Regions from separate parts of the Homo sapiens genome. Here all the other regions are linked to region 5. The links are chromatin contacts, found by Hi-C in ENCODE. All regions are on one chromosome and are shown on one strand. Each heading gives the region's core, a stretch centred on a gene start or an enhancer-like site at or near the end of the contact. The rest is flanking DNA. Distances are from core to core; before and after follow the strand shown.

Region 1 (3,822 bases), core at 1,076-3,575, 1.7 Mb after region 5:
TACAGACACTAGGCTAAAGAAACCGTCACTTCCCTCAAGCAATTTTCAATACTTCTCTAGTGAAGGCTTATGCAGTCTTTCTTTTTAGTTGTTTTTTTCAGACTTCTGGTCAGTAGACTAGAAACACACAAAAAATAATTAGAAATATCACCAAAGCTTAAATTATCCACAACCAAATATTCATTTTTAAAATTAAGCAAGTTTGAGATTTCCCTTGCCCCTAACACATGTCAAAGGCTATTTCTCCTGACAAAGGGTAAGATTCAATTTGTTCTCAAATTGAAAATTCCTACAACCCCAGAACCATATCTGTTGAAAATTAATCTACATAGCTCCTAACACAGTGTAGTATACAGATAGCTGACTCAAACCACAAATCTAAACAATATTTCACAAATAGGATAGTGAAAACAGAGAGGTTAAATGACTTGCCCCAAGTCACATGTGCAGTCACACAGGACCTGGCTGCCTCGTTACAGCACTGGGGAGGCTTCACGCCACTCCTGGTGGGGACGGGGAAGAGGCATGATGTCTCCAGCTGGCGCACCTGTATCCTCATGCATGTTTCTTTACCTTTTGGAGAGTGGTCCTCACATTTACTTGGCTGTTCACAACAGACAAGCCTTGTCAAAGTCACCTAAGACTTCATGATGCCAAATTCAATGGTTTTTGCTCAGTCCTGGTTTATTGGACACAGTTGTTCACTCTCTCCCTCTTGACATACTTTCTTCCCATGGAAGGCAACCAATTGTCTCAGGGTGTCCCAGTCTCTTAAAGTCTCATGTACTGAGAAAATCCTCAGTACCAGGCAAATTGTGACAGTTCGTTCCTCTATTTTACAGATACCACTTTTACTAGGTTTTCCTCCTGCTATGCAGTGCCCTGGAGTTCAATTCTAAATCTCTTCTCAATCTGCATTCAATCTCAAATGAACTCATTCACTCCCATGGCTTTAAATATACATTTTTAAAATTACAAGTTTATATCTGCAGCCTCAACTTCTGCCATAAATTCCAGGTTGACTTTTCCAATTACACCTCAACATCACTACTTGATAATTTAACAGACCTCTCAAACACAATGAGTTCAAAACTAACTCAACTTTCCTGGCAATCTGCTCTTCCCATACCTTCCATACCTCCACACTTCTGCAAGTGGCAATTCCAGTCCACCAATTGCCCAGGTGGAAAACATTAAAGTCAATCTTGCTTCTTCTCTTTCTCCTACACTCTACATATCACCCATCAGAAAATCCTATCCACTTTCTTCTGAAATATATCCAGAATACTTCTCACTTTCTCTTCTGCCACCACCCTCGTCCAAAGCACCGGTATTGCTTTCCTGAGTTACCGTGACATCTTCCTAACTGCCCTCCCTCGTCCAGTCTATTTTCCACACTGCAGCCAGAGTGATCCTCATAAAAAGTCAAATGGTTCCACGCCCAACCTCAATGCTCACAGCAGCTTCCTGTCTTAGAGTAGGAGCCAATGTTCTACAGTCTCTGAGGCCTGTGACCCAGCCCTGCTTTCTCTATGACTGCATTTCCTACTGCCCACTCTGTTCAGGCCTCATTCTGCTTCCTTGCTGCTTCTGGAGCACGTCACTTATTGAAGTTTTGGGGACTTTGCACGTACTGTTCCTTCTGACTGGAATATTTTTCCTTCAGATGTCCGTCAAGTTCATTCAGAATTCTGCCCAAGTGTCTCCTTTCTAGATAGAGGCCTTCACGGATGATCCAATCTAAAAGCATCTCTTCTGGGTCACGATTTCATTCTTCAAAGCCCTCAATACTCCCTGACACAATCGACATTTTCTATTTGTCTGCGTCTGTCCCTCATTCTGAAAGGCAAACTCTATGAGGATAGGCCCTCTATTGTATTCACTGTTGTATCTTCAATCTCACTGCTGTGCCAGCAGTTCCTGACATAGAGACCCAATACATATTTCTAAAACGAATGAGTAAGCTCTCTACTATCTTTAAACGAAGCTGAAGGCAGTAAAGTTCTTCTAGCTTCTGTGATATCGAAGTTCTGTACTTTATGGACTAAACACTCTCCTGCTTCCAACAACAACAATCTAGCACTGATGCCACTAAGAGGGAGATGCTGACATGCCACCATGGGCATCACTCTAGTTTCACCAAGGCTGAGTTGATTCCTCTGCTGAACAATGACAATAAAGAAACGTCTGCTCTGTGTGCAGAATGCCTGCCACTCTTTCCTTTTATCTTCCATTGTGAATTTGCAAGAAAATTATCTTGAGATCTTCATTTTCCGTCATGTCCCTTCCAGTGCAATCAGTGAAACCTAAGAATAGCCCAACCCCTTGAAAGATGAAGTGCAAAAGAACAACAGAATCAGAAGAATAAAAGAGGACCATATTTATCAGGCAATTAACCATTTAAGTCATCATGAGCTGTAAAATAAAAAAGGCTGCTTTATTGCACAGAAGCCTATACACATAACAAAAATAAATGCCTTCTAAGCTATGAGACTTTTTTTTTAAATAAATGTTACATATACAAACATGCCATGTAACCATGGTGTTTGGTACATATCCAGGATGTGGCTTTTTACATCCTTTTCTTCAGTCAGAGCCGTTATGGTCCAGCTAATTCATTCCATTTCACTTCAAAATTGTTCTATTCTCACTTTTAAAAATAGGATTTTTCCCTCCATAAAATATGTAGCTTAAGGTTATTAACCACCTACACAGTCTCAAATCCTCCTTACTTCCTTAGGGCATAGATCCTAACTCTTTCTTCTCTTGTCCTCTCGCCTCCCCTCCCCTCCTTTCCTCTGAGACAGGGTCTCCTAACTCTTCTCTTGTATGTTACTCTTCTTTTGTATGTCTTCTCTTCTCTTCTCTTCTCTTCTCTTCTCTCTTTCTCTTCTCCTCTCTTCTCTTTTCTTTTCTGAGACAGGGTCTCACTCTGTTGCCCAGGCTAGAGTACTGTGGCTCAATCATGGCTCACTGCAGCCTCCAACTCCTGAGTTCAAGTGATCCTTCTGCCTCAGCCTCGCAAGTAGCTGGGACTAAAGGCATGTGCCACCATGCCTGGCTAATTTTTCTTTTTAACTTTGTTGTAGAGATGAGTTCTCACTATGTTGCCTAGGCTGGCCTCGAACTCTTGGCTTCAAGCTATCCTCCTGCCTCTGCCTCCCAAATTGTTGGGATTACATACAGCCATGAGCCATTGTGCCTGGCTTCTACTTTGAACAATCAGAAAATAGGCCGGGTGTAATGACTCATACCTGTAATCCCAGCACTTTGGGAGGCCAAGGCAGGCAGATCACTGAAGCTCAGGAGTTCAAGACCAGCCTGGACAACATGGAGAAACTCCGTCTCTACAAAAAAAATACAAAAATTAGCCAGGCGCAATGGTGCGCCTGTGGTCCCAGTTACTTGGGAGGCTGAGGCAGGAGAATCGCTTGAGCCTGGGAGGCGGAGGTTGTAGTGAGCCAAGATTGTACCACTGCACTCCAGCCTGGGCGACAGAGCAAGGCCCTGTCTCTAAATAAATAAATAAATAAATGAAAAGACAATAGTATATTACAGTTTCATTTTAACAGAGGTACTGATTATAGACTTGTTTGCCTGAATAGGTGGCTGGCACCAGAGGGTCTCTGGTTAATCTATTCACACAGCTGTGGCAATAGAGAATGCCAAAGCCAATAAGTGAGTCTACACACAGGGTTATTTACTAGCCACAGCTGCCTTCTAGCCCTGGTCACAAAGGATTTTGGTAGGAGTGTCAAATAGACCTGGGACAAGTTTATCATCACATCTAGAAAACCAACTTCAAATGATGGATCCCCTTCA
Region 2 (3,697 bases), core at 1-2,500, 1.3 Mb after region 5:
AACACTCAGCTCCAGCACGTGTGTGATGCTTGGGCCCACTCAGATCCCTTACCGGATAGGCTCATAGGTAACAATCATTGCACTTATGACGTGATGCTGCCATTTCCCCTCACACTGCCAAACAGTTGTCCCTGGGGCAGACTTGGAAGCTGTATAAAGTGTGGTGCTAATGGAAAAATCTGGTGGCAAAGGGCATCACAGTGTTTTGCAATTAATTTTTTTTTCCTGTAAGCTGCATTGTTGAAATGGTTTGACATGCAAACCATCCCTCCCTCCCCGACCAGTGTACAGACTTCCAGGTCTCCACCCTAGCGTGTTCTAAAAATCAGTGTATCATCAGGCTGATTCACCACTTGAAGAGGTGGGGCACCGGTTGGGGTACATGCTGCATAAGCTCAGCAGGTACTTCTGCCTCCTCTGCCAGGTCACAAGAAGACAAACCAGTCTTTGTCCTCACAGCTGAGGGGGAACATGCCAAACGGGTTGCCCCAAAAAACATATTCGTGGTGCGTCCCTGAGTTGAATAAAGCATCCCAGTCAATCCACCTAAAAATGCTGAGGGAAAAATAAATAAATCGGCTGCACCGTGTTGGGTAGACAGACTTACATGAGGGGGATACTGAGAACAGAGGAAGAGAGAACTTTTTTCTGGTTTTAGTTAGAAAAAAGTAAGAGCTGATGCACATGAGTAGGGTTTTTAAGATATTAAGCACTGGGCATATAAGTTACTGGAAATACCCCATCTCTCTCTTTGATGTTTTCAGTTTGGAATATTCTTCCCCCTTTCTTCCTGGAGAGTCTTAAATGTACCTGCTGTACAGAAACACTTCAAACGCCTTGGCCTAATGGACAGTGGATGCAAATGGAAAAGGCACTCAGTAAACTGGGCAGGGATGGGAAAATTGGGCAGGACAAGCTGAATCAATGTTTTCACAAAATTATTTGCAAAGCTGATGGATGGGATTTATCAACTAAACCAAATATTGTGAGACTAAATTCAGAAAGCCACACAGCTATCTTTTGATTCTGCCTAACAGAGATCATGTCCAAAGTAGAAAAGATCCCTGAGAGAAAACTTTTCCAATGGAATAAAATCATGAAAAAGGAACTAAAATAAACTCAGTACTAGTAACTATTAGTAGCAAACTGTTCCCATAAATGGTTACTCTAGTACTACCTCCTTTAAGTAAAGGTTTGTATGGTGAAATTCCAATTCCACAACCTCTGATCCAGTTGGGAGGGAAATCAGGGATCAGGCAAATCTGGCCATAAACAAGGTAAGAGTACAAAGATTTAACTTTCAGGATACGAACAAATCCTACAAATCCAACAATTTGTCCCTTAGCACAGCTCTCCCTTATGTCTATAGTTCTGTTTTTCTATCTGTTGATTAGAGTGGCCTTCTCTCATTTTTATAGAATATTGTTTAATCTGAGTTTCAGCCATGGCTTGCTTTAACTAGGGTAAGAAATCTGGTCACTATATATATTTTTAAATCTCAAAATAGCAGCGTACTTATTTTTAAGTGGTGAGATAACTCATCGTATAGAACTACCAGCTGAGATGACTAATGCTATATGTACAAATGGGCCGCATTTCAAAAACCTGTGTTTTCCGGATTCATAATGAACTGCAGCTCAAAAGCAGAACCAGGCTTAGCCTGTAAAACATGAGCATACTTTTCCTAAAGCATGTGGAAATGAGTAACTCAGTTAAGGCTCACTCCAAAAATATCCAACAGAGAAGCCAAGGAAGGAAAAAGAAAAGAGTCTGCTTTTGGTTTTTGAACTTAGAATTTCTACAACTGTTTGAATGAATCTTATAAAATCTGATTTCCTGGATGGGTCTCCTTAAAGGTTTTATTAGAGAAGTCTACCCAATGCAATTAATTTTTTTTTTTGGTCAGGAAAGAGCAAGAACTTATCGTTTCTGTGAATTTGAGAATTATGATAATATTTTTCATGCCAGATCAAATCAAACCACCTTTTATAGAAAAGGAGCCAAAGCGGTGACTGTGAGCTTTAGTCACGATCATTTTCCTCTAAGCCCATACAAACCTTTCTCAGAAACTGCACAAAGGAGATGAACTGAAATTATCCCAGACACAGGAAGAAGGCAAACCCTGGAAAAGGAAGCAAATGAGCTATACCTTTGATGGGCTCAGCTAGCCCACCCAACTCATTCAAGAAAGAGGGGAAGTGCATAATCAGAAATAAATGCCAATACTCACAACGAGAAGTCTGCTGAGGAAGAGCAGAGCACAGAGTTTTCAAATCCTTGTAGGAAGGGCTGTTTTAACCCTTTGACTGGCTACCCAGTCTCTTAGAATAATAGCAACAGCTCGAGTTCTTAACACAGCGAATCTCCCTGTTGGGTGTTTATTTTGTATGTGTTTTTTTCTTTCTTTCTTGTTGGCACCTATAAAGTTGGTACCAGGCAAAAATCCCCAACCAAAGGGTTTCTTTGCCCAGTACCCAGGAGCAGGAGCACAGATTTTTCTCCTTCCTACACTCAAATAGGCTGGTACTCACTGGAAGATAAATCATCCTTTCTTGGCTTAGCTGGAGAGCTAATCGCCTGTCTGAAATCTGATGCTTAAGCCATTATGACTGGCTCAAGGCTTGGGGCAAGAAAGCTTATAAGGCGAAGCTGGCTACAGGTTAAAACAAAGCCTTAAGAGTTTATGAAACAAGCAAGCTCTGATGAGCCAGGGGCTTTTCAAAACCTCTCCGGGGGCTGGGTGAATTCTGAGGTTCTGATTAACCACACAGGCAAGACTTCAAAACCCAGGGTGTCCCCCATTTGTAGGTGGTCCCAACATTTTAAGGGTTATGAAATTGAAATCTAAGAAGTAGTTACATTATCTTCTCAAACACCACCACTATAAGAAAATTATTTCATCTATAAATTTCAGCGTGAAATTAGCCTTCAAAAGACTAACAGCTACAGTTTCATTGAAAGTTGAAATGCATAATCTAATTAAATGCAATTATTAAACACACTAATACTAGGATGAAGCTGTATGATGCAATAAATAAAGGAATAACAATATGTTTATTAATTTGAAATAATCCATACTAAGAAAAAAAGTAACTTACCAACATAATCCCTATCAGGGAGGACGTTTTATTTTTAAACACTGTACTTTAGGGTTTTATGCAGTTTTCTGAACTACATCCTTTTCACTTGATCTGTTTAATCAGAACTTCACAGATATCACACTTCTGATTTTAAATGTCAACATAATAAATAACCTTGAACAAAGGAAAAATGTTCTCCATGTCCAACTTCTGGCTTAGTCATTAGCTGTGTGAGCTCAGCAACTTGTGTTTTGTCATCTGAGAGTATGGAAGGAAGGCTGGACAACTGAAATGGAAACACACCCTTTTAGTTCTTACCTACGTGCTTATGGCAGGCTCCTACCTATGTGTTTATGTCAGGCTCCTACCTATGTGTTTATGTTTTACCCTCTCAGCTATTCTAATAGCCTCCAACACACTACTTATGGGAGAATACAAAGCACAAATAAGAACACACATTTTAATCCTTCTGCAAATTCATTCAACCAGGAGACCCTGAAAAGTCACGGAGGGTACCCATGAATTAAAGCAGCCATAGTTTCTAATCAGCAAACTCTCTGCCTTCGGGGTAATGCTAACACAGATGACAGGTCTAAGACTCACCACCACGGGCGCAC
Region 3 (3,380 bases), core at 493-2,992, 1.3 Mb after region 5:
AAATTAGCCAGGCGTGGTGGTGTGTGCCTGTAATCCGAGCTGCTTGGGAGGCTGAGGCACGAGAATCGCTTGAACCCAGGAGGTGGAGGTTGCAGTGAGCCAAGATCTCATCACTGCACTCCAGCTTGGGCAACAGAGTGAGACTCCGCCTCAAAAAAAAAAAAATGTTCTACAGACCAATATCTATAGCAAGGTTTATAAGACAGACACCAAGCTTCTGGCTCTTTGGTTATGTAGTGGTCATATATCTCTGATGATGACTGAATGAAGCATATGGGGAACTTCATTAACGTTCCTTTGGTCATTCAAGGCCTTCCATTAATCAATCTCAGCAAGTGTACTTTCTGAGTGTCTTGTCTCTTGGAGGTGAATTTACAGATGAGAGAAGATATAAACAAGTTGCCTCCTTTCCCAGTGAAACACTGATGTCTTCTCCCTCTTCTAACTCATCTCAACTTGGTCTCTGAACTTAGCGCTGTGGACATACCATATGTGTCCTTAGGCAAGAGGATCTTCAATTGGTTCCTGGGTTCATTGGACCCCTGTGGCTTTCCAACACAGATGACTCAGTCTCTTGCATCTCAGTGTGAACACCTAGGATGACCGTTTTTCTGCTCTGGAAAGGAAAAACACTGTGCACTTCTGCCTGATGGCAGAATCAGAACCCAGGATGGAATGCAGAGGCAGCAGCTGAGAGGGCAGCAGTGCAGCACACTCTCCTCCATGCCACCTGGGTTTCCAGAGGAGACCATGATTTTTTTTATTATTTTTTGAGACAAAGTTTTGCTCTTGTTGTCCAGGCTGGAGTGCAACGGCACTATCTCGGCTCATTGTAACCTCCGCCTCCCGGGTTCAAGCGATTCTCCTGCCTCAGCCTCCTGAGTAGCTGGGATTACAGGTGCCCACCACCATGCCCAGCTAATTTTTGTATTTTTATTAGAGACAGGATTTCACTATGTCGGCCAGGCTAGTCTCGAACTCCTGACCTCAGGCGATCCACCCACCTCAGCCTCCCAAAGTACTGGGATTACAGGCATGAGCCACCGCACCCGGCCAACCATGATTTTTTAAAATGTGCATTCATAAGGGAGTGAGCTGACACAGAAACTCATGGGATTAGCATAAAGAAACATTACTTTCTAAGGGAAATGTATGAGTCATTTTTTTTTTTTAAGACTGCTGTGAGTCAAGTTCTATGGCCAAATTCTGGATGAATACAGGATTTATAAACACTTGATATATTGTACAAGCTGTAGAAAGACTTCCTATTGGGCAATGGTATCTTTGCAGAATTTGTTTTTTATACTGGGAAGCAAAAGTTCCACAGGGAACAAGTTAACTCATAAGGTTTAGTCACTGGAAACTGCAAAAGACGAAAGCCTACAAAGATGAAAGAACAGACACTTTAGAGCTCCCTGATGGACAGGAATCCTCCTTATCAGAGCCCTTCCTCTAGAGCAGCATTTCTCAAAGTGGGGTTTCTGGACCAGAAGCATCAGCACCACCTGGGAACTTGTTAGAAATGCCAATTCTTGAGCCTCTTTCCAGACCTACCGAATTGGAAAGTCGAGGTTGAGGCCCAGCAGTGTGTTTTCACAAACCCTCCTGGGGATTCCGATGCACACCAAAGTTTGAGAGCTACACGTTTCTAAGAGACAATCTAGGCAGACTGTACACAGGAAATGGCTTTCCTTTCACAAAAATATGTAGTCCCTAGTGCCCTAAGGCATCCACTGTAGATAATAGGTTACATTCTCTCTCTGCAACTAGGATGGTACTGGTATGTACCATCCCTGGGGATTATTAAGAAAATAGTCATCCAAATAGTTGTCATTGTTCTATGATTAAGTCCCCAGTGACAGTTTTGTTGCTGTCCGCCAATCAACTAAGCCATTTGGTTACACAGCAGCACTTCACTTCGAGGAACCAGTTTTTGTATGGATAAAGAAAATCTAAGTTACGCTGTGACAGCAAGTCACTCCCTAGCTTCTCTGGCTTAGCATAATAAAGGACTATTTCTTGTTCCTAATACACCTGCAACACAGCTTGGCAAGGAAACTCTATTCCACGTAGTCACTCAGGGTCGACACTAATGGGATGTCTGTGTCAACACTTGCTTCCGTGATCATCACTGTGACAAGGGGAGTACAAGATACGGTAAACTGCACTGGCTTTTGAGGCTTCCATCTGGAACTGACACATAACCTTTTCTGTTTCATTGGAGAAGTCACATGGCCAAGTGTAACTTCAAAAGTGTGTGGGTAGTACATCCGATCCTGTTGTGCCCAGAAAAAGAACTGGAGTATCTGAGAACAGCCCTCGTGACTGCTATTCAAGGTTACGAGTGGGCCACAATGGCCATCATGCAAAACTATGTGGTCACATTCAAGAAATAGCAGGGCTAAGAGTTTCCAGTTTTTACCTTCTTTCACTATCTCTTTGATTATATTGACTCTCAAATCTGCACCTTCCTTCCCAAGGTTTTTTTTGATCAAACTTTTTCATTTTCTTAAACTTTAAAAAAAATTGAAGTTAATATACATACAGGAAAGCACACACGTGTGTCTACAGCCTGATGAATGGTCACAAAGTGAGCATAACAGTGCAACTACCCCCCAGGCAAGAAATTGACCATTACCAGGAGCCCACCAGCCCCATTTGGGCTCCTTCCAGCTCCCTCATGGCAACACTCCTGACTTCTAACACCATCAGTTATTTTTTTACACTCATTCATTCAACTAGTATTTCTCAGCTAGGCACCGGAACTTCTCAGTCCTGGCAGATGGTGTTACAAACCGAAGCATGAGATTTCATCCTAATAAGCTTCCTGTTGGAAGACTGGATTTTTCTGGGGGTGGGGGTGACATATTTTAGGCAGGATTGGGGGTGGGTGAGCTCTCTGAACTCTCAGGGATTTTACCTAATAAATATTTTCCTTATTACCTGTTTAAGCACATCCAGTACTTCCTAAAAGAGCAGATGGGACCATAGCAAGAATCTCTTTGCTGCCCGACACATGAGAAGCGGCCTGCCCAGCTGGCACTTGCTCTCCTACAACCAGCCTCAACAAGGCATCGAGCTGCCTGCACCAGTGACAGCAAAGCAGCACCTGCCTGTCTGCAGCTCAGGGATTTTCTCTCGCCCTCAGTCGTACAGCCTTAGCCTTCCAGGTGGTTTCTAGGGCTGGGTAACTAGTTCCTTCTGGGTTGGGGAATGGGGAACAAGTGTAAAAGTTATTTTGGCTCAAATACAAGATTGACATTTGGTTTTAGAAATAGGAATATTTGTTATGCAGCTTCCATTTTATGAAAATGAGGGATATGTTTTCCATCCTCTTACCTATTTAATCAACAAAGGTCTTAATGGAGATGCAGTGGGCA
Region 4 (3,649 bases), core at 712-3,211, 1.5 Mb after region 5:
CAATAATTATATGTAAGAGTGTTTTGGCGTATGGGGATGTGACTCTGGGAGAGCAGGGCTCTTTTTTGTCAGTCACATAAGGGTATATCTCTTTAATTGAAGTTGGGGTTGGGGGCAGGGGAATAATCGGAGGTTTATTCTTACTGTCCTTGTGCTCGGGGAGTCAGCCGCAGTCCCTGGTGACCGGCTCACATATCCTCATGTGGCTAGCAACACCCACCTACCATGGCAGTACAGGAGAACGCTTAACTCACTGTAATCTCCAATGCCTAAGTGCAAACGATTCTCTCGCCTCAGCCTCCGAAGTAGCTAGGACTACAAGTATGCACCACCATGCCTGGCTAATTTCTTTTACAGAGATGGAGGTCTTGCTATGTTGCCTAGGTTTCGAACCCCTGGCCTCAATCAAGCCTCCCACTTTGGCCTCCCAGAACCCTGGGATTGCAGGGGTGAGCCACCGCATCTGGCAGAGAATGCATTCTTTTACAAAAATGCCAACTCACCTCAAAGAAAAGTTGAGTGAAGAAGGATGAGAAATTGTGACTTTATCTTATTTACTTTGGTCCTGCTCCAAGGAAGATGACAGACTGAGGCCCGCATAAGGAGGGAGTCCCACATGGACTTGGGAGTGTCATCACCATCTCCTTGGGGCATGCAGAGAGCGGTCACCATCTCTTGACCTCTCTCCTCAGCATGCTCCCCACTTCCCTACTCTACTTCCTTGTGGTTTCCTTCCTTTGTGCCCTCAGTCTAGTGTCCTTACCCCTGTCCTGGAGACCCCATCTCTTTTCTCCAGTACATAGTGCCCCTCCTCGGTCCCTTCCTGCACATTCCACTCAGCTGGCACTATCGCTTTCCTTGGCCCAGCTTCGCCAGCTCTGAAAAAGCAAGGGGTGAGGTGCAGTCCATCAGATGGAAGAGATGATATAATTGATGATCAGATCCAGGGCAGGTGCCCAGCAGTAACAACTGTGGCAAATTTCTACATAAGCTAGCTGAGAAACAAGCTAATAGAATGAGCTTATTTCCCAGTGACAATGCAATCTAGTGTTCTATGACCGGCTCCTTGCAAAACAATAACCCTGGCATTATGACAAGATTCACATTAACTGTGCAGGGCCCTGTCTTGACTACCCAGGTGGCTAGCACCTACTTGGATAAGAATGTCCTGAGCTTCAAATCTCTTCCCTGATAAAAAGAGGGCTGCTGCTCTCAAGGAACTTCAGTCAAGGGGAGTGGGGGAAGACAGTCCCACACACAGACAAAAAACTAGGGGGTGAAAGGCCAATGAGTGGTGGGAAGGAAAGGGAAAGAAGCTTCCAGAAGTAAGTGCTGAATGGGAGATTAAACTTGGCTGGGGGCCACGGTGGAGCACAGGTGTAATGGAGGGTGGGGCCTCTTTCAAACCTCACTCGTGGCTGTGTGCACGCGTGTCCGTTCCCACTGGAGTGGCGGTGCTTTCTTGTGGCAGGGGATGGGTTGCTTCCCTCCGAAGTCTTCGCTAGAACTCCCTCCTCCTCCTGCTTCCTTTCACCTGTTCGTTCCAAACATACATTGAGCTGCACGTTCTGGGTTCCCTCACGAAGGAGATTTCAGGTCTATGCCCACTTGCCACGATTTTACTTTACTTGGTTCCCAGTTCTACTCCTTTCCCTGAGCTTCACAGTGTTGAGAAAAAAAGCCCTCAGCCTCCCCGAGTCCCTCAGGCCACGCACCCTCTCACTTTGCTAATTTCCAACCACTCGCTGCTGAGCAGGCTGGAGCACGCCCGCTTCGGACGCCCCGAAACACCCTCGGGCGCATGCTCAGTAACTCCCCCACGCCCCTACCCGGGCGCATGCTCAGTAACTCCCCCACGCCCCTACCTGGGCGCATGCTCAGTAACTCCCCCACGCCCCTACCCGGGCGCATGCTCAGTAACTCCCCCTACCCCGCCCGTCCCACCACTGCTGCCCTTCGCCGCCGCCCCCGGCAGTGCTCGCTCTCTCTAGGCCCCATGTAAATCGCTGTGTTTGCTGGGGAGCCCTTAGTTCAATTCTCAGGGGATTAGGGCCATTGAGATTCTTAATCAATTGCTGGGTTCCACGCGATCCTCTTTAGAAACTTTTTGCTTAATATGCATCTAGAGACATGCACGGCCCGCCTGCAGCGCTGGAGCCGATGGAGTGGAGCCTGGGAGGCTGCAGGCGACCCCCAGGCTTCTAAACAGCAACGTCAGTTTAATTATTGCAGATCCGTCACAGCTGCCAAGTCCTCTCTGTCTTCGTTGTTGTTAACGGGGAAACTTGCCGCCCGGTGGCTTTGCTTCAGGCGGAAGTCCGCGTGCTTTGATACCCTCAGGGGGCACTTACAGGCTAGGTGGACACAGGTGGGCTGCGGGACTCCGCGAATTTACCTTCCAGGGGAATGCACTGCACACATGCTGCACACAGGAGACAGGGAAGCCTGGCGAGGTTGGGTTTTCAGGCGCCACTGTATACACTCTCAGTTCCACTGATACCCTTTCTTTCTTCTACCCGCTTTCAGGCGCCACTGTATACACTCTCAGTTCCACTGATACCCTTTCTTTCTTCTACCCGCTTTCAGGCGCCACTGTATACACTCTCAGTTCCACTGATACCCTTTCTTTCTTCTACCCGCTTTCAGGCGCCACTGTATACACTCTCAGTTCCACTGATACCCTTTCTTTCTTCTACCCGGAGGCCCTGGTAGTTGGCTCTCGCCAGACAATGTAAACTGGCACTACAAGTGGAATAGACCAGACGTTTATTTTCTGGTAAGTCAGGCCTCTGTCCTGCCTGCACCTTTGGCCTGATTTTGATTAACGTTGTCAGAAGCGGATGCCATGTGTGGGGGTGCTGGCTAAACTTTCTGGAAGTGTCAATTGTAAACAGTGTTACCTTACATTTTGGGCAGCACTTTTGAGTTTCCAAAACATGTTCCCATGCATTATCTCATTGGGTTTCCTCAGTAGATTGGAAGAATGTGGAGGAACTTGCACCCTCTTTCACAGTGAAAAAAACCCTGAAGCTCAGAGCAGTATAGTATCTTCGCCAGAATTGCAGGACTAGAAAGTGAAAGAACAAGAAACCAGGTCTTCTGGTCCTTAGTCTGGAGACTTTTGGCAGTCACATATACTTTTTTATTATCTCACTAATAACTCTTGATAATCTTGTTGGATAACAGAACAGTTTGTTCATCCGTGTCGTGTTCTCTCATTGCATTAAGGAAGTGATGAGGGAGCTGATTTCTCAATTGTTTTTTAGAGCTATAATGCCTTGAAAATCATTCCCTTATCCTGGCTATCAGTAATTTGCCATCTCCTAATATGTAGTAAAAATAGTAAACGTAAAAACTAGCTGCCAAGCTAATGCCACAAACATCAAGTAGGAACTGGGTTGGATTCAGTAACATCGGTCCAGAGAGAGCACTGCTCCTCAAGATGGGTGCAACATCAAGGACTTAGGGATCAGGAATGTGCACGGCTCTCCAAATGGTTTTCAACCAAGGTGATGCTGCATTTCCTCTAGTAATTTCATAATTAAAAACTTAGTGATTATCAGAAATTTAGTTTTTGCTTTCTTTTTTGTTTGTTTTGGTTTTTGAGACAGGGTCTCACTCTGTTGCCCAGGCTGGAGTGCAGTGACAC
Region 5 (3,831 bases), core at 307-2,806:
GGGAAGTGCATCGCGACACCTTTGCAGATGGCATGGCCGTGTTTTGCAACGCAAACGGGAGGAAGGGAAGACGGCCGGGTGGAGGGGGAGAGCAAAGGAAGGGGTAAACCAGGTTGGGATGGGAATAAAGCAAACTCCTGAGCAGGGAGCGAGAAGGAAGGAGTGCGTGTCATCGTTGGGAGGAGGCTCCTACCCGGTCTCCCCGCCTCCCGCCCTCGCCACCCCCCTATTCCCTCCCCACCGCAGCCCTTCCCCTTCCCGGGCGAACCACACCGCCGCTGCCCGGTGGTGCGCGGGTCCTGTTTGTGACAGTCAGGCAGACAGGATTATCCGGATCATGGCCTCCCGGGCCCGCAGCCGCCGCCGTGGCTCTCCTGGGTCCCGGCGCGCCCCTAGCACCCGGACGATCGCAGGCGCCCCACGCCCGCAGCTCCCGCGGCGCAAGCAAGGGGAAGACGCGAAGCAAAAGAACACGGACCCGGGGAGAGGGAGGGCAGGGTAACGGAGGCTGGCGGGCACCTCCGACCTCCTTGGGGGCCTCCTCCCTTCCCTCCAGCAGTGCGGCCCGGGCCGGACATCCCGAACTTTAACACCCGAGCCTGCGCTGCCGCCAGGTACCAGAGGCAGGGACGTCCGCAGCGCCCGGGGCGCAGCCCCCTGGCAGCCCCTTTGCCTAAAGGCCTGCCTACCAATCAGCCTCCCCATCCACGCCGGAGGAAACGCGGAAAGTGGAGGTGACACCTCCGATCAGGCACGCACCGGCCCCGCGGCAGTGGCCGCTACCTCCTTCGCGCGTCAGCTCAGGCTTCTCCCGCTGCGATCCGCTCACGTCTCCGCAGCCGGAGCCCTTTGAACAAGTCCCTGGGAAGCGGGTGGCAACAGCGTCCGTTGGCGCCCCGCCGCCAGCCTGGGCTCCCCGCCCTCCTTTCCCGTTCCCCTTCCAACTCTTCCGGGGAGGGTTGCCCGGGATGAACAGTAGCGTTTCCATCCTCCTCCCCTGTCCCCCAGGCCTTCCCCCTCCTGCGGCCACCCCCCTCCCCGCCGCCTCACTTTTAAGGGGATGGGGGGATTGCAACCTGGCCCAATGTGTGTGTTGCAACCTTGAGTTGGCAGCGCCTCTGACTGCCCACTCAGGATCAAGGCTGTGGCTTGTTGGGATTTTTTTCCTCCTTTGCCCCCTTGAAGTAGTAATTATTACTGTTATTATTAGAACAGCAAGGTTCGGTTGAAACTTTCTCGTTTCTTCCACCGCCGCCTGGGAGCTGTCGTTAGAGCATTCCACCTGAGGCCCGCGGGGAGGAGGCGGGCTTTTTTTTGTCGCGGCGGTTGGCCCGCCTGTTTGTTTTGGTCTCCTTGCATGCACAATAAATAATAATTAGGATAATAATGGATAATCCCGGGCGAAGGCGGCGTGGTGCCGGAGGGGTCTGAGCGGCGGCTGCAGCGGGGCGGCCGAAGGGAGGGGAAAGAGGAGAAAAGAGTTGTAAGTTATATTTACCTTGCTCGCGAGGAGTGTGCTGGCTGAATCTCTTCCCTCTCTGAGTCACCCAGAGTACAGAAACAGAGGGAGAGAGGACTAGATTATGAATATGACTTCATTGATGACAGCCGTCCCCTCCTCTTCCTAAACTCGGGCTCCGCCCAGCGTCCCACCCTCGCCTCCTCCGCGGGCGCCGGAAGACGCGCCGCAGTTGGCCCCGCGCGCCGCTCCTCCCTGCCCGTCCGGGCGCGGGTTGGCGGGACGCGCCTGTCACTCGCTCAGCTCAGCGACTCCGGGAGCGCGGGGGGAGGAGGGGGCGGTGTGCAAGAATGTGGATCTAGACAGCTCTACTGTATGCGTGGATCCGTGTGTGACTGCAAGGCGCCGGCTCTCGGGCCGCGTTTGTGCCTGGAGCAGAGAAACTGCGCGGGATGCAGAAAGCCCCAAGCCCTGCTGGAGCTGGGCGCCCGCTGTCCCTTCCCTGGCAGTCCTCTTCCTCGGGCGCCGCGGGGCTCCTCCAGGGAGACTGCGGAAGGGGAGGAGGCGAAGCGAAAACGGAGGGCAGCCGTAGTAATAGCGCGTAGTAGTTCGGGGGTATGTGGAGAAGGTGCTGGAATTTAACTGTGCCTCCGCCTGCCAGTGCGAGCCTGCAGAGAGAGAGGGAGGGGACGGGGGACGGGCTCCGAGTGGCACCAAAGCTGTTTGTGGCACAGTGTGGACTGTGGAAAAAACGGGCATTGTCGTGCCGGCTGAAACTTTTTCTCCCCCTTCCCTAAGGCTGTCATTATAAATCTGCCCCCTATTCCAGGTAAAAAAATAAAAAATAGAAAAGGGAGGCGGGCACAAAGAACGTTCCTGCCAAATCTGTCTCTTCCCTGAAGGACTGCAAGCTTCCAAATGCCAACGAGGGAGAAACAGCTGAGAGGCTGAACGCCTTATAAATAAGTAAACCCACCCTAACCTCTCTGTTTACTTCGTGGACTAGGTACAGCACTATAACCTTCCCTCACCTGCCATCTTCGCTAAAATATATACAAAAATATGGAAAAACAAACCCTGGGGGCGGGGCTGGCGGGTTAGGGGGCGGCTGAAGCATGGAATCTGGTTTTGATTTAAAAAGGGGAATAAATCTCTTATTTTCTACAGACCGTAGTCTCTTCCCTCTCACCCCGCATTTGAGACCAATTAAGGCTGCAAATTGTAATTTGCTGGCAAGTCGCGGTTTTGAGACCTCTTTGCTCCAATTTTCCTTGAAATACAGTACTTTGGCCGGACCAATAGGTCGGTGTTTGGTGAGACAATTTTATTTTTAGTTTTATGAAGTGTGAAAGAATGTTAGGAGACTTTAAATCAGGGGCCTATTATTTTAGACTCAGATTAATGTAGATGCTTGACTCTTAAAACTGTTCCTATGCAGTAGTGTTATGAAAAGTATGATTTATCCCTTATTTCGTAATGTAATGGCTTAAATTAGTCATTCAAAGTGCACTGTGACTATCTGGTTGAGGATTCTTCCCCCTAGAGTAAAATCCTATTTTAAGACCATTTTACTGTTGCAAAATTGACTCCATTTGAGCAACTGGGTCTGAAATGCAGTTCTAGGATGCTTAAAACTTCAGGCTGGATAAGTTGAAGACAAGAAGTAATGGAAAGAACGCCAAATACTGCCATGTAGTCATTAAGAAGCAAGAATTCTTTATATCACTGGTCCACTGCTGGCTGAAGCAGAGCCCACTAGGGCAGCATTTTCATGATGGCTGGGAGTGTTGGTGATCACCCACCCTATAGCTTTCTAAGGTCTTGCTACTTGCTTGTTAACTTTAGCTTCATCATTTTCTGTCTATCTTGAAGTGAACCTCAAGACAACGAAAGATAACACAGCTAAGAGAAATAGAATATAGTGTGCCCTGAAGGATCCATTGTAAGAACTTGTTTTTCTGCCTGAGGATATGCCGGTATAACTATTAACTGAGAAATATATAGGGAGAAATTTTAAACAAGACTAGTAGTATAGTAAAAGTGTAACATAAATACTAACTTCTAACTGCCTAATAAGTCGCAACTAATAATATAGCCAGATAACCTACCTGTCTCTAATAAAGAGATTTAACCTAATAGCAATGCTTATTACATTGAGAGTATTAGGTTTTAATTTTTTTGGGGTCTAATTTGTTTCTCTGGCATGCCGGCCTCACATGCCAATTTTCAGAAATTGATAACTTCACTTTTATTCCCTTGTGAATAAATGCCCTTTATCCCCTTAAGATTCTACTTCCACTTGCCATGCAAATCCTCAAAAAAACAAAAACAAAAACAAATCAATTAGTAAGTCCCTGGAGAAAGAAACTGTC
Region 6 (3,637 bases), core at 426-2,925, 1.5 Mb before region 5:
TTCTTTCTCAGTGGCCAACTTCAGCCTTTCTTCCTATCTCTACTAATTTTACTGCCATATTCCACTTTCCGTTTACTATGTCTGGCCCTGCACAGCAGACCAAAAGAGACAGCCATGGGACTACAGCAGATTAGAGAGGTGAAAAGGTCTCTCACTAGAGTCACACATGTTTCCAAATGGCCCAAATATACAGGATTTCAGTAGAAACATAATTAGAATGTTTTATTTTAGAGTCAGATTCTTTTAGTTGGAATGGACTTGGGAAGTTATCAAGTTGAACCCCTCCTTCCTCCTCCCCACTTCTTATAGGTAAGAAAACTGAGGGTAAGTGACTTGTACAATGACATAGAACATCAGAATTAGGACTGTCGAACTCCAGCCTCCACACTCCTCCGCAAATGTTCTTAGGGCTAATACAAAACTTTTTTTAAAGGCAAAGAACTCAAATGTACTGCCTTTAGTGTTTTAAGTAACTGTTTATCTATAATTTTGAACTCCATATTTTTTTCTAGAAAAAGCAAGTTTTATAAATCTGCATTCAAAGTTTGCATAAATACCTTAATGTTCTAATTATTTCCAAATGTAATTTTTGGTATATGGATTATTTTTAGAATGACGTAGAAATAAAATTTAAAAATGTTTTCCAAACCATCAGTAGGCTTTATTTTAAGGAGAAATGCCATACTTACTAGGTTTTTTAAAAAGAAAAATATTGTATATTTAATTCCTATTATTTGTATTTCCTCTTATTGGGAATTAATGATGTATGTCATAATCAATGTATTAGTGTAAATAATTTTCAGTCCTGGTATGCACGTCTTTACTTTTTTGATGAGGGTAAAGGTGCTTTTAATTGTTTTAAGAATTTTTGTAAACATTCATTTAATTATGAATTTTAAAAATGGAAATCTTTGTTCTTGTAGGTCACTCTTTTGTGGAACAAAAGTAAAATACTGGCAGCTGATATAGGTGGTACAAGCTGAGACTTGCCCAGCTGGGCTTTAAAAGTGTAGCAGCGCTCTTAAGTAGCAGTGAATGAACAGAATGAATATATGAACGGACTGCCCTTTATTCCATAGCAACCAGACGCAATACTGGCAACTATGCTATTATCTGATTTTTTATTTTCTTAATCTGAGTTTTTGGAAGGTTATGTTGTTTACTTTTTAATAGTATGGGACTGTGGCAGGAATTGTAATTACCAAGATTTTGTCTAATTATTTCTCTCTCTCTCCTCTCTGTGTCTCTCTTTCTGTGTGTGTGTGTGTGTGTGTCTGTGTTTTACAATTAGAAGTAAATCAGTGAGCTCAGACTTGAATTAGTTTCGGTATTGTGCTAAAGATGAGCAGTTTGAGCCCTAACCCTGTTAATTATTTGAAACAGTCAATTTAAGAGAAACCAAGAATATGGCAATTGAACTTCCCAATGTAACCTGATGCTCTCTGCAGCCTCATTTGTGGTAACAAATATGAAAGGATACATTTATATAAAACAGGAGTATGTTTCCTGTGGGGGAAAACCGCTTGTCATTTGCTTTTAACAAGGTGTAAATCCCCACAGATAAACCTTCTTGTAAAACTGTTCCCTTTGGATTTAGCCTCACCTTCAACAAAAAGGGAGATGTAATAAACGAAAGTATGATGAAATATTAGTTAGCTCTTGCATTTTTTGCCTAGAAGTTCCTCTTTTTTATTCTTTATCATTTTTTAAAATTTAATGCCGCTGTTTCAGATGAATTGAGAGAGTCAGAATATAATGCATTACATTCATTTTACTTTCTGTTAATGTTTTTAGGGGGAGAGATCTAAATAATATACTTTTAGATTGAACTATATTTCTGATATATCAACATATATACTGACTCATAAATTAGAATGGAAAATACAAATATTGAAAGTGTAATTCAAATGAATAGAAAGTGCTAAATACTTGCAAGCCTTAAATTGGGATTTGAATATAGAGATTGAGTTACCAGAGTAACTAAATACTAGACTGCTGTATTTGTTGGATGTGCAGAGAAGGAAACTCAAATATGGAACGTGGTCTTAATGTCTTATGAATCATTTTTACTTAACTTTTAAAATTCAGATTAATAGAGTCCTCTAAAAAGAAGGTTTTTTTGAATTTTTAGAAATAGCTCAGAGTTTTACGTTTCCCTCTGTCAGAATCTTTTCAGGATTCCTCATTGCCTCTTCGTCAGAGTCGTTTAAGAAATATTTATTAGTTATCACAGTGTCCCACAGAACAACCACAGTCTTTGCTGTTAGGAAGCTTATAGTCTCATGTCCATTTTCAAACTTGTATTTCACCACTTTTCTCTGTACTTCCCCTTTTTTGACCAGTCTACATTTCGTATCTGTGGGATCTGCATTTGTGAATTCAACCAGCTGAGGATGGGAAACACTTGAAAAAAGAAAACAATATATAACAACACAACAATAAAAAAAGTAAATACAGTATAACAACTTTATATAGCACTTACATTGTATTAGGAATTATAATTAATCTAGAGATGATTTAAAGTATACACGGGAGGATGTGTACAGGCTATACACAAATACTATGCTATTTTATATAAGAGAGTTGGGCACCCTTTTTTAAGATGGAGGTCCTGGAACCAATTCCCCATGGTTACGGAGGGACAACTGTATTATGTATTGGTTAAGAGCATGAACTTCAAAATGAACAGCCCTGGGTGTGAATTCGAGCTCTGCCACTGACTAGCAGTTTAATGTTAGGCAGATTACTTAAATTCTGTGAAATAGGATTAATAAAATCAACCTGAAAAGATTGTTTCAAAGACAGTATATGACATAGTCAAAATAGCACTGTGCCTGACATGTGAGTGTTTAATAAATGGCAATTGCTATTATTATCCTATATGGTCTGAATTCTGCCTTGTCATTTCTTTTCTCTAAAACTTAGTTCTCATCCTTTATTCTATTAGAATGTGTTTTCTACCCTACTTCAATTAATCTCTTCTAAAATTTGAGTGGTCCCTAACTTGATGGGTTCATTTCTAGTAATTTCTTATTATCTCTGCTAATTGGAAATTGTGATTTAGATTTTTGTTTGTTCAGTTGTAAATGCTTAATCTTTTTAAATTGTTTATAAGCTTACTGAGGGCAGAAGACTCCATAATCAAGGTTTTTGAACTCAGCATGAGACCCAGTGTCTTTTTCTAGTAGAAACAATGAATAGTTGTTTAAGCTTCAGATTGTCAATTTGGAATCTCTAATCAAATTTTAGAAAACACATTTCACTATTTAAAAATTTTGTCTAGTTCTGATTTTACAATGACCTTTCAAGCAATGCAGTCTTACTTTTATTATTTCCATTGGATTTATTTACTTCTTTTTTTTCCAAAATGAATTTAATGGCATGAATTCATGAATTTCTGGATATTTCTTCAAATAGAGTATCATGTAGCTGGCAGTGGATTGGGCTGACCTTAATCCAGGTCTTTTTCTTCTTACCTTTTCAAATGACATTCTGTCACCTCATTCTATATTTATATATATACATTTCTCTATATGTGAAATTCTAGACTCATATATCTATATATAGATATAATTCCAGACTTGTTTGGATTTTCTTAGTATCCAACAAGGCTAATATCTTACTTTCAGAAGTTGGG

What was found. Hi-C counts contacts between places; a loop is a spot of excess contacts on that map. Pooled maps may share reads with other maps.
Region 1: a map of CD8-positive, alpha-beta T cell shows a loop between it and region 5 (18-fold over the local background). The contact joins the enhancer-like site here to the promoter of SMARCA2 in region 5. A Hi-C loop is called at or near these places in 3 of 168 maps with a recorded cell type or tissue (CD8-positive, alpha-beta T cell, naive thymus-derived CD4-positive, alpha-beta T cell and natural killer cell), 2 of 37 single-sample maps with no recorded cell type and 11 of 50 pooled maps.
Region 2: a pooled map shows a loop between it and region 5 (3-fold over the local background). The contact joins the promoter of KANK1-AS1 here to the promoter of SMARCA2 in region 5. A Hi-C loop is called at or near these places in 2 of 168 maps with a recorded cell type or tissue (chondrocyte and endothelial cell of umbilical vein) and 5 of 50 pooled maps.
Region 3: a loop to region 5 is called in a map of ascending aorta, with 7 times the contacts of the local background. The contact joins the enhancer-like site here to the promoter of SMARCA2 in region 5. A Hi-C loop is called at or near these places in 1 of 168 maps with a recorded cell type or tissue (ascending aorta), 1 of 37 single-sample maps with no recorded cell type and 8 of 50 pooled maps.
Region 4: a loop to region 5 is called in a map of CD8-positive, alpha-beta T cell, with 12 times the contacts of the local background. The contact joins the promoter of DOCK8-AS2 here to the promoter of SMARCA2 in region 5. A Hi-C loop is called at or near these places in 1 of 168 maps with a recorded cell type or tissue (CD8-positive, alpha-beta T cell), 1 of 37 single-sample maps with no recorded cell type and 7 of 50 pooled maps.
Region 6: a map with no recorded cell type shows a loop between it and region 5 (7-fold over the local background). The contact joins the enhancer-like site here to the promoter of SMARCA2 in region 5. A Hi-C loop is called at or near these places in 1 of 37 single-sample maps with no recorded cell type and 3 of 50 pooled maps.

Annotation. Positions count from the first base shown.
Region 1 is chr9:276,519-280,340 of GRCh38, reverse strand. All of the region lies in intron 2 of DOCK8 (dedicator of cytokinesis 8), which reads right to left. Among named protein-coding and RNA genes, the nearest start is that of DOCK8-AS1, 63 kb to the right of the region's middle. Within about 2 kb of position 2,325, at least 6 of the 41 ENCODE cell types and tissues checked have a DNase peak (open chromatin) inside an H3K27ac peak, as active enhancers do; they include CD8-positive, alpha-beta T cell and natural killer cell, where a contact is called at or near this core.
Region 2 is chr9:683,108-686,804 of GRCh38, reverse strand. It overlaps KANK1-AS1 (KANK1 antisense RNA 1), which reads left to right and starts at 1,250. Exons shown (of 3, transcript NR_198989.1): 1 at 1,250-1,277. The region is part of intron 2 of KANK1 (KN motif and ankyrin repeat domains 1); the gene reads right to left.
Region 3 is chr9:750,158-753,537 of GRCh38, reverse strand. LOC124902109 (a long non-coding RNA gene) reads left to right here. Exons shown (of 4, transcript XR_007061394.1): 2 at 2,953-3,187. Among named protein-coding and RNA genes, the nearest start is that of KANK1-AS1, 66 kb to the right of the region's middle. Within about 2 kb of position 1,742, at least 10 of the 41 ENCODE cell types and tissues checked have a DNase peak (open chromatin) inside an H3K27ac peak, as active enhancers do; they include ascending aorta, where a contact is called at or near this core.
Region 4 is chr9:468,441-472,089 of GRCh38, reverse strand. DOCK8-AS2 (DOCK8 antisense RNA 2) reads left to right here and starts at 1,961. Exons shown (of 2, transcript XR_002956871.2): 1 at 1,961-2,776. It also overlaps a transcript of KANK1 not described here. RefSeq lists a silencer at 1,874-1,923 and enhancers at 2,034-2,183, 1,686-2,211, 2,744-2,843, 3,084-3,133.
Region 5 is chr9:2,013,072-2,016,902 of GRCh38, reverse strand. It overlaps SMARCA2 (SWI/SNF related BAF chromatin remodeling complex subunit ATPase 2), which reads right to left and starts at 1,556. Exons shown (of 34, transcript NM_003070.5): 1 at 1,499-1,556. RefSeq lists silencers at 197-366, 1,507-1,846 and enhancers at 554-1,110, 1,897-1,946, 2,007-2,056.
Region 6 is chr9:3,506,594-3,510,230 of GRCh38, reverse strand. The region is part of intron 1 of RFX3 (regulatory factor X3); the gene reads left to right. Among named protein-coding and RNA genes, the nearest start is that of RFX3, 18 kb to the left of the region's middle. Within about 2 kb of position 1,675, at least 5 of the 41 ENCODE cell types and tissues checked have a DNase peak (open chromatin) inside an H3K27ac peak, as active enhancers do.